2 separate regions of the Homo sapiens genome follow, and region 2 is linked to region 1. The links are chromatin loops, found by intact Hi-C in ENCODE. Cell type or tissue: HCT116. All regions are shown on one strand.

The links. Peaks named below come from ENCODE experiments on the same cell type or tissue, not always from the same donor. Only the 100,000 strongest peaks of a DNase experiment are listed, where the experiment ranks them.
Region 2: a loop joins it to region 1, with 6 times the contacts of the local background. A loop is called at or near these places in 34 of 110 quality-filtered maps.

What each region holds. Positions count from the first base shown.
Region 1 is chr1:206,909,186-206,917,185 of GRCh38, forward strand. It overlaps FCMR (Fc mu receptor), which reads right to left. Exons shown (of 8, transcript NM_005449.5): 2 at 4,574-4,909; 3 at 3,744-3,857; 4 at 2,545-2,767; 5 at 1,025-1,155; 6 at 540-683; 7 at 277-335. Among named protein-coding and RNA genes, the nearest start is that of FCMR, 8.8 kb to the right of the region's middle. RefSeq lists silencers at 322-371, 1,649-2,314. In HCT116, CTCF peaks have their summits at 2,067 (motif pointing left) and 3,534 (motif pointing left); DNase peaks (open chromatin) are centred at 457, 2,092 and 3,496; H3K4me3 peaks cover 1,063 bases.
Region 2 is chr1:206,476,533-206,484,532 of GRCh38, forward strand. It overlaps IKBKE (inhibitor of nuclear factor kappa B kinase subunit epsilon), which reads left to right. Exons shown (of 22, transcript NM_014002.4): 7 at 146-306; 8 at 1,217-1,327; 9 at 1,628-1,807; 10 at 2,411-2,601; 11 at 3,338-3,402; 12 at 3,490-3,581; 13 at 3,915-4,001. Among named protein-coding and RNA genes, the nearest start is that of MIR6769B, 5.7 kb to the left of the region's middle. In HCT116, a CTCF peak has its summit at 3,144 (motif pointing right); a DNase peak (open chromatin) is centred at 3,157.

The DNA of each region.
Region 1 (8,000 bases):
GCCAGCTGCATCCAGCACGCAGGTATCCCGTGACAACTGCTTGGCTAGAAGCCACGGAACCAGGTCTTCTACAGTTCCCGGTATTCAACCTCCTGACACCAAACAAGGAGGAAACTAAAACAACTTGTTCCTCGGCTCAGGGCCCAGGAGCTGCTGGGAAACCCGCTCTCCGGATCGCGGCGGCGGCGGCGCGGGAAGCCACACTCGGGTCCCCGCCCAGGGCTGGGGCCGCCCAGTCGGGCCGCGGCTGCCAATCAGGGCAGGAGCGGAGCTTACCTGCAGCGGGGCGGGGGGCAACGGCGCTCCGGGGCCGGGAACGGGGGCCTCCCCTGTGCCTAGGGAACAGCGAGGGCGAGGTGAGGCGGCGGCCGAGGCTCCCGCCCCACCGTCATGCTACTACTCCCAGCTCCACCCCCGCCCCACTCCCAGCTCCACCCTGTGGGAAGCCCTGGCACCTGGGAGCGCGCCCCGCTGCGCCCGGCTTTCCCGGAGCCAGCGCACTCTTTCCGCTACTCCCCGTGGCCCGCCCGGCGGCTCACCTGCAGCGTCCGCTCCACGAGCGCGCCGCGGGCAGGCGCTGTAGATGTTGTTTTGGGAGCGCGGTCGCGGCGACCCGCGGGGCCTCTGGGAGCTCTCCAGGGCGCGCATCCTCACGGCCAGTCGGCGGGCCCGCCTGGAGAGGGCTTCCCCACAAAGCCACGGGAAGAGGGAGGAAAATGGCATCAGAGGCCCGTGCCACCCTCCCCAAACGAAAGGCTGCCTCCTCCCTCGGGCTTGGCAGTGTCTGACCTGGAGATGCTCCAAGCGTGGGGAATGTACGAGGCACGGCCTTGCCCTGCCCTGAAGACCAAAGGGCCCAGGCCGCTCTCCTCCTCAGACCAGTGGCCCCCACTTCCCTAACTTCCCTACACCCCAGGCTGCTCATCAAAAGCTCCGAGTTTCCCATGGAAGTTCAAAAGGGGGTTCTGAACGCTGTGGGCTCTTTGGGCAGCTCAGCTCTCCCTACCGAAGCCCAGCCGCTCACCTTTCCTCCTTTCAACGGCCCTTTTCACCACCAGCCCCAGAAGTGCCAGCAGGAAAAGGCCCAGGATGGTCGGGATCAGGATGTGAAATCCTTGGCCTTCCCTCCCAGACTGTGAGCCATAGTCCAGTGCTCTGGGGAGGGAAGGAAAGGGAGAGAGGGAGGAAGAGATTATTAAAGGAGGTAGGTTGAGGGCTTGCTCCTGTGTAGCCAACGTTTTTGGAGATGACTTACAGGTTTGTCCTTTTGTTAACAGAATTCACTCCACTCCCCCCTCAAAAAGACTTGCCTATGGAGTCACGAAACTTGAATTCAAATTCATATTCCGCCTTTTACTGGTTGTGTGATCTCGAACGAGTCTCCTAACCTCTCTGAGCCTTATCTCTCCATAAATAGGTATAGTAAAATCTATTTCACAGAACTGTTATGAGGATGAAATAAGAGTGGATATAAAGAATTTAATGCACCTTCCGGTGTTCAGCACCTTAGTTTCTTCACGAGATTATTGCAGATATTGACTGGGCTAGTTCCTTATAATGGTGGGGGAAAGGATGTTTTTCTCATAGTGCTCCTTCTGCCTAGAAGTTTTCCCCTCAATTTTCTCTGCATATTGAAATCTTACTTTTCTTAAAGGACATTGTGTAAGTCCTCTTTTCTTCCTAATTATGGTAAGCCAGATTTGTGTGTGTGTGTGTGCGCTTTGGGTTTCCAATTCTGTGGTCATGCCTGTTTCAGACTTTATCAAGTCAGACTTATGTTAGTAAGATCTGGATATTGCATATTGTCATCTTCTTATATCTTCAGGACATAGCACAATGCTTGCCACATAGTAGAGAATAAGAAAATGCTGGTTGACCTTGATGTTTTCCCTACTAATAGGTAGGAAGCAAGAGTCCTGGTTCTGTTTGAAACCACTTGGTTCTCATGGCCCCAGTTTCTCCTACCTATAGAACCCAAATGATTTTGGAGGTCCTCTTTCTCACTATCACCTTTGTCTTTGCTTATGCAAAACCAATTTTGATTATTATAGGGTTTTTTTTTTTTGGAGTCTGCTATAATGCTTCCCCCTAGTGGTATATTGCAGTACTTCCTTGGACTGCACCCCAGCCTTTAGACCGGTGCTGTCCAGGAGAAATGTGAGTCACATATGTAATTTTAAATTTCCTAGTAGCCACATTAAAACAGTAAAAGGAAATGGGTGAAAGTAATTTTATATTACTAGTTTAATAGTTAATTTTATTTTTATTCTCATTTAGTTCTTCCCCATAAAAATAGATCTGAATGAATCTAAGTGACTGGAAGAGCTGGGTCTCACTTCTTTCTACAGGATCAATGCTGGGGCATTGACAAGTGTGTTTTTGTTAAAGGAACTAATGAGTTAATGAGCTATACTCATAGGTGGTATATTTCACAGTGGCCTAGAGACAAAGCCAAGGAGGGTGTCTAATAATGGACATTGCAGTGGGTTTCAGTGGATCTCTTAATTCTAGCCTAACTCTAGATCCTGGACAGTGGTCTCTTACCTCTGCCTGTGCAGCCTGGTGTGGTGGTTGTAGCTGGGCGTCTGGGGCTTGAGCAGCCCCTCCAGAGCTGAGATTTTTGAGGCTGTAGTGGATGGCAGGAAGGTTCGGGGCTTGTCACCTGCTACTGAAGATGCTCTGGACACTCGAGGGCGGTGGGTGATTTGGGTGGTGGGGGAGGAGTGGTGAACTGGAGGGACCTTGCCCCTTTGAGCTGGTGTGGTAACTGCAGGAGGTAGCAGGAAAAAGGGATGTTCCTTTTATACACTCTATTCTCCAACAGGATTAGGTCACCACCTCTTTCCACAACATACCCTTCCCTTTTATACAGACTACTTCTGTTCTTGCAGTCCTCAGGGCCTAAAATCCTTTTTAACATGCTATCTAGGCCTACTCAATTCCAAGTATATTTGCTTCAAATACCATTTCTTCCAGGAAGCCTTCCCTGACTTCCCAGGTAGAAGAGCTTGCCCCCTCTGAGCAGGGGGAAAACCTTTTTTGTAGTTCTATTCCCAATCTGCCTTGTGCTGTATTTGCGTGCTAATCTATTCTCCCCCATTTCACACCTATCAGTCACAACCTTGGCTACATGATCTGTTCAATTACACTATCCCTCTTGGCTCTCAGCAGGGTTACCTAGTGTAATAATGTTCAATTAATGTGTCTACCTCATAGGCATATGGGATAATATGATGGAAATATTGCATGTCAAAATGCATTTAAAACTGGATGATGATATCAAAATGTAAAGGTATCATTAGTATGAACATCCTTAATCTTTTAGTTGCAAAATAGAGTTAAAATCATTAGATGCCAGCAGGTAGAAGACAGCCCTACGGGAAGCACGAGACATGATGATCTCCAGCTGGGAAATGTCTGCCCAGTCTTGGTTTCCGCAGTCATTCATAAAAAGAGCTAGATTTTGTGAGTGGAGCACAAACATCATTGCTTGTGGTGCCACCTGGTGGTAATATGTAAGTTCTGCAGCTAGGACCAGGGGACCTGACTGTCGGACAGGCTTGAAGGATATGGACCGCAGATCTCAGGGAGGTATGTGCCCTCTCTAAAGGCAGGGAATACACACCTAAGACTCAGCTCAGCTCTGCCAGCCACTCTATGAACTGAACATAGACCCCCTCCTCCATTTTCACATTGCCACAGCATCTCACCCACCTCTCCTACCCTTGCTATGGTGAACTGACCTCTGGTTACGAATTTGGAAGAACTGGCATATGCAGGCATCTGGAACAAATAGGGCAGATGAAACCATTTTGGAGTCTCAGGCATTGGCTGCTCTTCCCATGATGGCTCGTATTCTATTGGAAGGAAGAGGAATATGTTGGTGGTCTCTAGGGGGAGACTGAGGCTTGGGTGTAAACTGAAGCTAATTCAGCCAAAGTGGATGACAGTGAGGGGATGAGGGCAGGGTCCACTGAAAGAAGCAGAGAAGGAGCTGGGTTGGGGGCTTCCCTGGAGGAAATACTGGTTCCCCTAGTCCAGTCAACATTCCCTGCAAAACCAGCAGAGGTCATTGGGATTCTAGGCTGTTGAATTACTGCTGCATATGTGTGGGGAACTCAGTGGAGGAAAGGAGAAAGGCGGGGTTCCAGAGAAATAAAGGATCAGGTCACAGAGTAATAAGATTGGCCTATAAATGTGGCTGGATAAATTAGTGTCTTTCCTTTATTTCTCATGGGACAATTACGTTGGATAGTTATTTCCTTTTGCTTCCAATTTCCTCCATCTCAGAGCCTCTCCTCAATCTCAAGCCTCTACTCCCCTCATGCCCTGGGTAGGATGAACAATACAAAGAGAGCACCTATCTTGTTCTTTTCATACATGTTGGGTAGAAAATTGTGTGGACCATGGAGGTAATTGACTATGAGGTTTCATATGGATCTCAATCATTATGTGGCTTATATGGCAACAGTGTAAGAGTCTAGGAGACTGTTACAGTTAGATGGCTGTTCCAATCTTCCCAAGTGAAACATTTTCTGGGTAGTCTGAGCCTCCAATCAGCGGAGGAACCTACCACTGTGGACATTCAGGGTGACTTTCTGGGTCTTTCCCCGGTCTGTGTTCATGCCCGCTCCGCAGGCATAGACTCCGCTGTCACTTTCTGTCAGCTGTGTTACCTCCACTAGGAACAGATTCTTGCGTGGGTATTGCTTCAGAGTAACTCGGCCCTTGTATTCTGCCTTGATGAAGTTGGTGGTGGATACCACGGTACCACATGTTCCAGATCCAGCCATCTCCCGGCACAGATATATCCTCACATGCATTTCAGGAAGTGGGCACTTGATGGTAACTGATCCGCCCAGCTCCCCCTCTACCTTTACTTCTGGGAGGATCCTCAGGGCCCCCGATACTGCAGGGAGAGGAGATTAATGCAGAGGGAGCCCCATCTCTAACTATATCCCAGCCCCATCTACTTCCCAGCTCCAGCCGTCTCTCCAACCCTAGCCCAGGCCCCAGCCCAACCTCACATTCATCCCCAGATCCAGCCCTGTCCCAATTATTAGCCTGGCCTCAGCCTGTCCTTAGCCACAGCCTTATCCTCATTTCTTTTTTCTTTTTCTTTTCTTTCCTTCCTTCCTTCCTTCCTTCCTTCCTTCCTTCCTTCCTTCCTTTCTTTCTTTTTCTTTCCCTTCCTTCCTTCCTCTCTCTTTTCTCTTTCTTTCTTTCCTTCCTTCCTTCCTTCCTTTCTTTTCTTTTTTTTTTTTTTAATAGGATCTCACTCTGTTACGCAGGCTGGAGAGCAGTGGTATGATCATGACTCACTACAGCCTCAACCTCCTGGGCTCAAGCAATCCTCCCAGCTCAGCCTCCCAAGTACCAGGGACTACAGGTGCATGCTGCCATGCCTGGCTAATTTTTGTCTTTTTTGTAGAGATGGGGTTTTCATTATGTTGCCCACGCTGTTCTCGAACTCATGGCCTCAAGTGATCTGCCTGCCTCGGCCTCCCAAAGTGCTGGGATTGAGCCACCACGCCCAACCCTTATTCTCATTTCTACCCTTAGTCTCAACTTCAGCCTCATCCCATCCCCAACCCTATTCACAACCTCAGGCCAGCTCTATGTTCACCCCCAATCCTATGCCTTAGCGTTACCTTAATTTAACCCCCAGCTTTGGCCTCACCACCAAACCCAAACCCATAAGGACCCAGACACTAAACCATTGAGATGATAATCAAAAGTATATCACTCACTCCAAAGAGACATAATATGCCTCAGGTGACCCCAAACAGCATAGAGCCCCCACGTGACCTCAGTGTGGTGCTGGGAGCATGGTGCGGTTATGTTGCAACAGGTTTTCCTTTCCAGTTTGGTTTCGCTCAGGCGCATCCATCTAGCCATTCATCCACAGCTCTATTTATTAAATCATTCAACAAGCGTTTATTGAATGCCTTTCCTGTGACAGTAAAGCAGCCGGCATCCCTCCCTCAGTCACAGATCATTTAGTGAGTGATACCAATCAATGGCCAGTGAGCAGTGTAATACATCCCATGAGAGAGATCGCATGGGGTTCCCTGGAAGGAGCAAACCCGGGCGCCTGATGTAGGCTGTTGCAGGGGGTGGCGTGGTCGGAGGAGGGCTTTCTGGAATAAGTGACGTCTGAGTTGTGACCTGAAGGAATGGGTATGGAGTGCAACTGAGAGCGTGACGATGCTCATCATGGAGGCAGGGGACATAGGAGGGGAAGTGAGGGTGTGTGTGTATGTGTGCATAGGTGTGCACACACTGTATGTGTGCTGGGGAGGGATAAAAGATGTGGTTCATGAATCCCTGACATCATAAAGCTTATGCTTTGAGTGACAGAGGTCAGGTCTAATGCACTTGAGCCAGCTACAGAAGAGGGTAAGGCCGTGTCTGACTAATTGCCAACTAAGCGGATCCCATAAGTGTCTGCATATTTCTGGGAAGAAAGTTCATAGGGTAAAGTTGTGTGTGTGTGGCGAGGTGGGGCTGGAAGCCTGAAGTGGGGAGAAGAGATTCTTCCAAATAGCCAGAACAGTCCCCTAACAGTCCGGGATATGAGAGAGAACATAGCATGTCCATGGGCGGAGAGACATTTGCAAACGTACTGAGATTTATCCACAGGGCACACTTTAAGAAGAGCACTATCGAGTTTAGTCAAACAAGAGTCAGGTATAGCTTAGGAAAGAGGTGGGGCTTGAGGCTTTGGGATAAAGACACTCTGGGCAAAGGGAAGAATTCTGACAACGGTAGAGAGGTAAAAACAATCATGGGAGGGGGAAAGGGGGTTGGGGCAGGTGGGGAGATTTGGAGAGGGAGGACGTACAGGAGGACATTGAGATCTAAAAGTGTAGCTGATGTAAACATGGTAGGGACAGGCAGATGGACCAGCCAAAACCACGAGTTCTGACATGGAAACCCTCACATGAAAAACCCAGCACTGCTTTAAACCCACTGGAAATTGAGTCATGAGGTAGCCTCACAACTAGACATTGCAATGGAAAGGTGACCTGTCACAAAGTGTCAATCAACAGACAAAGACCCAATCAAAGGAAGGTCTGGAGGAATCACCCTGTGCATCCAGACAGCCCCCACCTGTGTGGGAAGTTGAATGCCGAGGGTGGGAGCACGTGGAAGTATTCAAATGAGACTAACCCAGCCAGGAAGGGGGTGTGAATGCCACTTTCCCAAGAGCAAGATGGTACACAACGGGCAGGGGGAAGATAGCAGAGATGGGGTCATCACCCATGTAGCAACCTCCAGCAGCCTCAGGCCTCCCAGGGTTGAGCTTTTGGTAAATCCCTGGCTTGCCTGTTCGGCTGCTTGTGCAGACCCTAGACGGATGAAGTGCAAGGAAAGCTGCTGGCTATGCTGAGCTCTGGTCCACAAGGAAGCAGTTGTTGGCGATGTGAAAATGACCAGTCCCCAGGAAAAAGAAACTAGTTCTCCTCAAGTTCATGGTAGCTTCTAACCTATTCCCAAGACTTAGTAAAGCAGATTTTGAAAACAGAGAAAAGACAGATATAAGCTACTGGTTTAGACATCTAAAGTAGCACAGTGTGCATGAGACTCATCTGAGGAGATTGGCTACGATGCAGATGATCTGGTCCCGTTCTTAGGAAAGGTGATTACATCTGTCTAGGGCATGGTCTAGAAATACGTGTTTTTAAACAGGTGTCCCAGGTGCTCTTGCATTTCTGCAATCCTGGGCTATATAACATTTACAAATGATTCTGGGGAAGAAAGGGAGGAATGAGAGAAGGCATCGAAAGGAACCAACCTGTTCAATAGTAATATTTCTGAGAGGCTGCTAAGTAAGTGACATTAATCTCTAAATTGGTGACTTGATTTTCAGTGGTTATGGTAGGGAAGAGGGGGATATGTGGCTTAAAGAATCACTCTCAATATATAAACGGATGTAAATACATGATTGGAAAATGGGAAAAAATTTTCACCATACAAAATAAGATCAAGGTCCATAG
Region 2 (8,000 bases), 430 kb before region 1:
GTGAGGCTGACACCCATTTTTAAGATGACAAAGAAGGATTTGAACAGTTCTGTTTTCACCTGCAGGCGGTGAAAGGGGGTCTGACAGGTCTCAGGCCCTTGCCAGCCCTCCGGCTCCATGGCCTCATTCTGGTTCTCTCCGGCAGCATCCCGACATGTATGAGCGGGCGGTGCTTCGAAAGCCCCAGCAAAAAGCGTTCGGGGTGACTGTGGATCTCTGGAGCATTGGAGTGACCTTGTACCATGCAGCCACTGGCAGCCTGCCCTTCATCCCCTTTGGTGGGCCACGGCGGAACAAGGAGATCATGTACGGTGGGCCACAGGGCAGGGAATGGGGCGGACTGGCAGTCCCCTGGCCCTTCCCCCACCGGTCCTTGCTGTGTCTTCTGGTCCCCTCACACTCCATGGCCCTCCTCTGGTCCACCCCCCAACCCAGGCTCTTTGTAGATCTTTTTTTGTTAATGGGATCAAACAAGCAGCTGAGCTCTGCCCAGGGCTGATGGGAGTCTGTGAATATGCTCTATGTTAGTTCGGTGCTTCACTCTAGCCCTCTGCTCCCTTACTGCTCTCCTCGTCTCAACCGAAGCTCAAAGAGTGCCTTGCCTAAGGTGGAAGAGCTCACCAGGGGCAAAGGTGGCAGCTTCCTGTTCCCAGGTCCAAGGTCTTTCCATGGTTTTGTGCCATCGGACAGGGAAGTAGCAAGTGGCTGGAGACAGTAGCGGCTCCCTCTGAGTGCACAGCCCAGAGCAGAGGAGATGTCAGCTGGCTTAGTGGGAAGGTTGCTGCACCCACCTCAGCCCCGGGGTCCAGCTGTGTGGAACCTATATCAGGCCCGCAAAAGGGGCAGAAGACCAGCATGGATGGGGGTTGTCAGGGAAGGCTGGACTCTGAAGGGAAAGAAAGAGGAGAGGATACTGGGGCCATGCATAGCATGGGCAAAGGTGTGGAGGAGGCTGGCCAGGCTGAGGGAAGTGTAGCGGGGGGAGAGGCAGTGGACAGGGCAAAGGTGTCTCTACCTGAAGCAAAGGGCTCCAGGAGGAGTGCTGAGGCAAGGCGCTCTCACAGCTGAGAGCCAGGTTTCTCACACTCCATCTGTCAGGCTACTTTGGGGTAGCTGGGTGACTTGAACCTGTGCTCCGAGCCCTTTGTGCTGAGTGTGTCGTTGCCCGGCAATGTGATAGCTGGGGATCCCGCTGACCTGGCCTTCCTCCCCGCAGGTACCGGATCACCACGGAGAAGCCGGCTGGGGCCATTGCAGGTGCCCAGAGGCGGGAGAACGGGCCCCTGGAGTGGAGCTACACCCTCCCCATCACCTGCCAGCTGTCACTGTGAGTGGGACCCTGCTGGGGGGTGATGCTGGAGTCTGAGCTGGGTGTCACTTCTCTCTGCTAAGTCAAGACTTCTGAGGCCTGTTCCAGCAGGTTCCGGGCATGCTGCAGGCTTGGGCACACCACTTTCCCATCTGGTTGCTGGAACGAGTTCTTCCAGCTCTTCCTCCCCAACCCACCCTGCCCCACCATCTTGGTCCTAGCTCTTCAGGATATTCTCTTAGAACGCTCCTATTGCCTGCTTAAGGAGGATAGGTCTGGGCCCCCACCCCTGACAGTCTCCATGTCCTGGGAGGGCAGGGGGCTGCAGAGCCAGCTGGTGCCCATCCTGGCCAACATCCTGGAGGTGGAGCAGGCCAAGTGCTGGGGCTTCGACCAGTTCTTTGCGGAGACCAGTGACATCCTGCAGCGAGTTGTCGTCCATGTCTTCTCCCTGTCCCAGGCAGTCCTGCACCACATCTATATCCATGCCCACAACACGTAAGTGGGGGCGAGGGAGGGAAGCGGTGAGAACCTTCTCTACCCAAGCAGCAGTGCATGTCCAAAGCAGCATCTCCCACAGTACGTTCTGAGGAGTGTGTACATAGGAACGCTTCCAGGTCCAAACGTAGTTGGGAAAAGACTAGTTCTACAAAGTTAAAGCTAAACAGGTTTTCTTGCATGTACTTCAGAGAGTCAGTACCTTTTCTAATGCTAATATGCATTATACATCTGAGAAGTGTGTGCGTGGTGTATGTTGGCTGTACATTTCGTAAAGGTACTGCTCATAGTACCCTTGATTCCTGGATAATTTTATAGAACTAGGTAAATTTTAATGGCAGTGTGACAGGAAGAGGTGCAGAGGCAAAGGCTGGGTATTAGGACTCCTGGGACCTGTTCCCACTCTGTCTCCATCACTATAAGATGTGAACTCTCCCCTTGGTCTCTCCACCCTTGATGACAGAGAAAACCACCCCCGTCCCTCCCTCTGCAAAACAGAGCCCTGTCTATGGGCAACGCTTAGCTGGGGCTTAGGTCACCCTAGCCCCCTGCCTTGCCTACTGACACCCCCTGCCCTCTGCTCCCCACCACGGCTGTGTCTAGGATAGCCATTTTCCAGGAGGCCGTGCACAAGCAGACCAGTGTGGCCCCCCGACACCAGGAGTACCTCTTTGAGGGTCACCTCTGTGTCCTCGAGCCCAGCGTCTCAGCACAGCACATCGCCCACACGACGGCAAGCAGCCCCCTGACCCTCTTCAGCACAGCCATCCCTAAGGGGCTGGCCTTCAGGGACCGTGAGTAGAGCCACCTGGGCTGGATCTTTCTCCTCCCCACATTTTCCTCTGAGACAGGAGTTTGCAATCCAGGCCATTGGTTACTTTTCTTTGTGGGTGTTTCTTTGGGGCCACAGGGAGCAGGAGGCAGATGTGGGTTCTAATTCTGCAGACGCCTCTGAGATGCCACATGACGTGGGCTGGTGGCTTGACCTCCCTGGGGCTTACTGGCATCCTCAGAGCTGTGGAAAGAGCTCCAGTGGAAACAGGGAGATCTGGATTTAATGCACTTTCCATAATCTCTGATTTGTGGGGAAGCCTCAGGCAGTTTGTGTTGGAAGAAGCCCAAGTCTGAGCTCCTGGAAAGAAGGGAAGGGGGTCGGGGTCCAGAGCTTGGGCCTCTCTCCAAACTCTAGCAAAAATGTCCTTTCTTCTCACTTGAACAGTGCAAGTTTTATCCTCTTTCTCTGAGGCTAGGAAGGGGTATTCACCTCAAAACCTGTGGACAAGAGGGTGATTTAGTCCATTTTCAGCTCTTGGACATGAGGAGGTAGTTCTCAAAAGTGGCCGCAAGGTGGCAGTGAGGGATCACAACTTTAAGTGTGGCTAAGGCTGGCAAGGTGGGAGGCTCAGGGTGAGTTGTGAAGCCTGAGGTGGGAGATTGGCAGTGAGGGGTGAGTGTGAGCTGGAAATAATGAAAGATAAGCCGACCCAGCACCATACAGGCAGGCCCCTCAGACAGGGTCTTTGTCTGCAGCTGCTCTGGACGTCCCCAAGTTCGTCCCCAAAGTGGACCTGCAGGCGGATTACAACACTGCCAAGGTGAGGGGCAACCCCCAGGTGGCAGGGAGGGGCATGACCCAAGGGTAGGAGGTGTGGGACCTGGCCCTGTGCATCTCTGTGTTTCAGGGCGTGTTGGGCGCCGGCTACCAGGCCCTGCGGCTGGCACGGGCCCTGCTGGATGGGCAGGAGCTAATGTTTCGGGGGCTGCACTGGGTCATGTGAGTAATCATGAGGGCTGGGCACAGAGGGGGAGGCGGGCAGGAGAGGGAGGCGGACAGGAGGGGGAGTGGGCAGGAAGGGGAGATGGGTGGGGGGTGGGCAGGAAGTGGAGGTGAGCAGGAGGAGGGGGTGGGCAGGAGAGGGAGGTGGGCAGAGAGGGGGAGGCGGGCTGGAGGGGGAGGCGGGCTGTAGGTGGAGGCAGGCCGGAGGGGGAGGCAGGCCAGAGGGGGAGGCCGGCAGGAGGTGGAGGCCAGTATCCTGGGATGCTGTCTGCATGCACGGTGCTGAGTCCCCCGATCAAGGCAGCTCTGACTCAGTCTCCCCTTGGACAGGGAGGTGCTCCAGGCCACATGCAGACGGACTCTGGAAGTGGCAAGGACATCCCTCCTCTACCTCAGCAGCAGCCTGGGAACTGAGAGGTGGGTGTTCGCCTCAGGCCAGCTGGGACCTCTCAGCCCTGCCTTGTCTGCTCCTCACCCTAGATACTTCCAACAATGCACCTCTTCTCCCCCAAGCCAGGGCTACTGCCTTCCCTGCCCTCCTAGAATAGAGGGCACCCGCACCCTATCCCTTATCCCCACCTCACCAAATAACTGCAATGGCTCCCCCAAAACCCAGTCCCTCACCTGCAGGGGAAGGGGCCCATGGGGGCACAGACTCTCCAGGTACCAAGGTGGCCTCCCTATCCCAAGAAGGGGCTTGTGTCCTGCCAAGTCCTTCTCTGAATGATTTAGAGTGCTCACCCTATGCCAAGTGCCAGCAGAACTCTAGGGGGAGGACACACACCCACGCACAGTTCCTGGATGTGACCAGGGATGGAGATCCAGGTGGTCTCGTTCTCCATGCCTCATCTCCTGCTTTCTCTGAGTCTTCAACTTATCCTTGCCTTCCTTGGGTTCCCTGCCCCAATCTTTGGAACCCCACTCCCTCCACTCCCTTGTCTTGGGCTAATAAGGGGGGATGGGTTGGAAAAAGAGAGAGACCGGGCAGGAGGAAGCCAAGTGGAAGGGTCTGGAGATGGGGAATGTGGGAAGACTTCATTGGCCAGAGCACGATTGAGAAGTAGGCACAGCACCCCAAATCCTGGAAGGCACGAGGCCATGGTACGGGTGAGGGTGGGAGCTCTGCAGCCTAGGGATGCCACTGGTGACAGGAGTCTTTGGGAACAGAAGATCAGAGACTGCCCATATGCCTGAAGGCCCCCTCCTCCCGCCACCCCCAGCCCTTGTCCTCAGGGAGCTCCAGGGAGTTTCCCAGCTGTGGGCTGACTCATGCAGCCCCGCGTGCCTCCTGCTTCGCAGCAGCAACTCAGTTGATGGGGCAGCTGGGAGGTGGAGGAGCAGGGAGGAGGAAGAGGAGCATCTCCAGATAACAGGGATGGAGTCTCCATCCAGACTGAGCCCCTCTCAAATGGTGACAGAGAGTAGGGTTCAGTCAGCAGAACTGCAAGTGAATCTCCTTTGAGCAGAGCTCTGTCCAGGGCACAGAGGGGGCTCCAGGGGTAGATGTGGCATCCTGTCATTCAGAGAGGCCCATGCTTCCTCCGGAGCAGCTAGCCCTTCCTGGACATGTGAGGGCTGATGGGATTGTTGGGTAAGAGGAGACCTGAGATGGGTAGAGGCAACCACGGAGGCCTTCCTGAAGGATGAGGCTTTTTTTTTTTTTTTTTTTTTTTTTTTTTTTGAGACGGAGCCTCGCTCTGTCGCCCAGGCTGGAGTGCAGTGGCGCGATCTCGGCTCACTGCAAGCTCCGCCTCCCGGGTTCACGCCATTCTCCTGCCTCAGCCTCCCAAGTAGCTGGGACTACAGGTGCCCGCCACTACGCCCGGCTAATTTTTTGTATTTTTAGTAGAGACGGGGTTTCACCGTTTTAGCCGGGATGGTCTCGATCTCCTGACCTCGTGATCTGCCTGCCTCAGCCTCCCAAAGTGCTGGGATTACAGGCGTGAGCCACCGCGCCCGGCCTAGGATGAGGCTTTTAAGGCCAGAAAGAAGAAGAATACCTCAGGCAGGAAGGTCTGCGCAGAGACAGAGAAGAAAAGGGCCCTGTTCGGGGGAAAGGAGGGGATGCTGGGGAGGCTTACTGAAGCCACAGTCATGATGGCAGATAGCCCAGAGCTAAGCCAGAGGCGGACAGAGGTGGAGGTGAGGAGGGGAGGAAAGAAGGCATAGAGGCCCTGAAGGAGTCCAGCTAGAGAGAGGTTGGACCCCAATAAAACAACCAGTAGAGAGCCATTGTAGATTCTTGACCTGGAAAGATGTGTTTGGGAAAGCTTTTTGGGTGTCTGTCTGCCCACTTGCCCTGGATGGACAGGCATGGTGGGGAATGGCACGCTGGCCTGGGTCTGGCGTCCTGGCATCCTGGTGTCCGCTGGCTGCTGTTCCCCTGTTCTGGCTCTGCAGCCTCCTCCAAGGTGGCCTCCGTGGTGTGTCTAGAGAGCTGGGGTCAGGCAAGTGCCTGCTTTGAAGCCTATTTCAGCCTCCCATCAAGGAGGAGGATGGTGAGCAAAAACAGTTGTGAGCAGGGAGCCAGAGGGCCAGGTGCAGCCTCTTCTCTTAGTCTGGGTGTGGCTCCAGCCCATTGTCACCTTCCCCTACCTGGGCCTCTGTGTCCTCATTTTCAAAATGAGAGGGTTGCATGATCTCTGCGGCCTCCCAGCTCCCACATGTTGCAAGCCCATTCTTGCCTGAACATCCCCAGACCTGTAGATTCTCCTAAGGGCTGAAGACACTAGCTCCACCCGCAGTGGAACCAGGTATTTTCATGAGCTGAATGTCACACTGGAGGAACCCAGCACCTCATGCCAAGTGGCCCACCTTTGCCCATCCTGGTGACCCACCTCTCCCCCAGTGTGCATATCCTGCCTCAGGTTCCCCAGGACAGGTCCTTTGGTAGAGCAACCTTGCCTTTGTCCCAAAGCTCCCTGGCCCTCCTGGGCAGCTGCTGCCATCCACAGGCACTGCTCAGGCAGCCAGGACGGGCTTTGGGAATCCTAGGGCTTCCCCCAGCCCCGCCACCAGGCAAGACATTCCAGGCAAGACTTCATCTCCAAGGTCCCTTTTGATCCCTATGAATATCTTATTGTGTCGCAGGAAGGAAATTTGTCTCCTCGTTTTATAGGTGAAGAGCCTGAGGCCTGGAGAGCTAAAGGACTAACCCAAGGTCATGCAGATAGCAAATGCCAGGACTAGGACTCGAACCCATGTCTCCTGACTCCCTGTGGAGATGTATTGGGTCCAGCCTCACCCTCTTCTGCCGTCAAATTTCCCATGCCTTAAAATCCATTTGTGCACTCAGTAACGCCTTCAGCATCCGTGCACTGACGGACTACCATGTGCCGAACACGTTGCTAGGCACGAGACGTACGAGGAGCAAAGCGACGGCACCCCTGTCTTCAAGGAGCCTGCAGTTCATTCCTGATTCTCTCTTTGCTCAGCTCCCCTCTCCTTCCCTGCTCCTCCATTCCCAAGCCAAAATACACAGCATACTTTTTAAAAATCATGATTGTTACTAAAATGTATATACTAATGGTAGAAAGTTAGAAAACAGAGATAAGCAAAAATAAGAAAATTAAAATCCCATAACCTACTATCTAGAGACAGGTTATCACACCTTAGGAGTACACATCCTTCTAGATATTTTTCTACTATGAGTAAACATTAACCAACATGAAATGATAGTGTATTTGCTGTTTTATAACCTGTTTTGGGGATCACATCTGCTGTCCCACCTTCTGGACTCATCTAGAGCTTCCCCTTGAAGTTGTTTGTCTTGTCCTTCTTTCTCAGCATTTCCTGTAAACTGGGAAGTTTTAAAAATTTTTTTTTAGTATTTTATTTTATTTCTTTTCTTTTTTTTCAAGGCAGGGTCTCACTGTGTTGGCCAGGCTGGTCTTGAACTCCTGACCTCAAGCAATTCTCCCACCTTGGCCTCCCAAAGTGCTGGTATTACCGGTGTGAGCCACCATGCCTGGCTTTTATTTTGTATTGTATTGTATTGTATTGTATTGTATTGTATTGTATTGTATTGTATTGTATTGTATTGTATTATTATTTTTGTAGAGACAGGGTCTCACTGTGTTTCCCAGGCTGATCTCAAACTCCTGGTATCAAGCAATCCTCCCACTTCTGCCTCCCAAAGTGCTGGGATTACAGGCATGAACCACTGTGCCAGGCCTAAACTGGGAGTGCACAAGGCTAGATGGATTCCAGTTGAACATTTTTTGCTAGAATACATTATTGATGATGCCGGGTATTGTATGTTGACATACCACTGGCTGGTGATGGCCTGATTCCTCTGCTGTACCGTTACATTGTCCCTGTAGAAGAAAGAAGCAGAGTGGTGTGACCTTGTCACCGTGCAAATGCCCACCCCATTATCAACCATCATTGCTTGTAAGGCTATGCCCCAGAGAACGA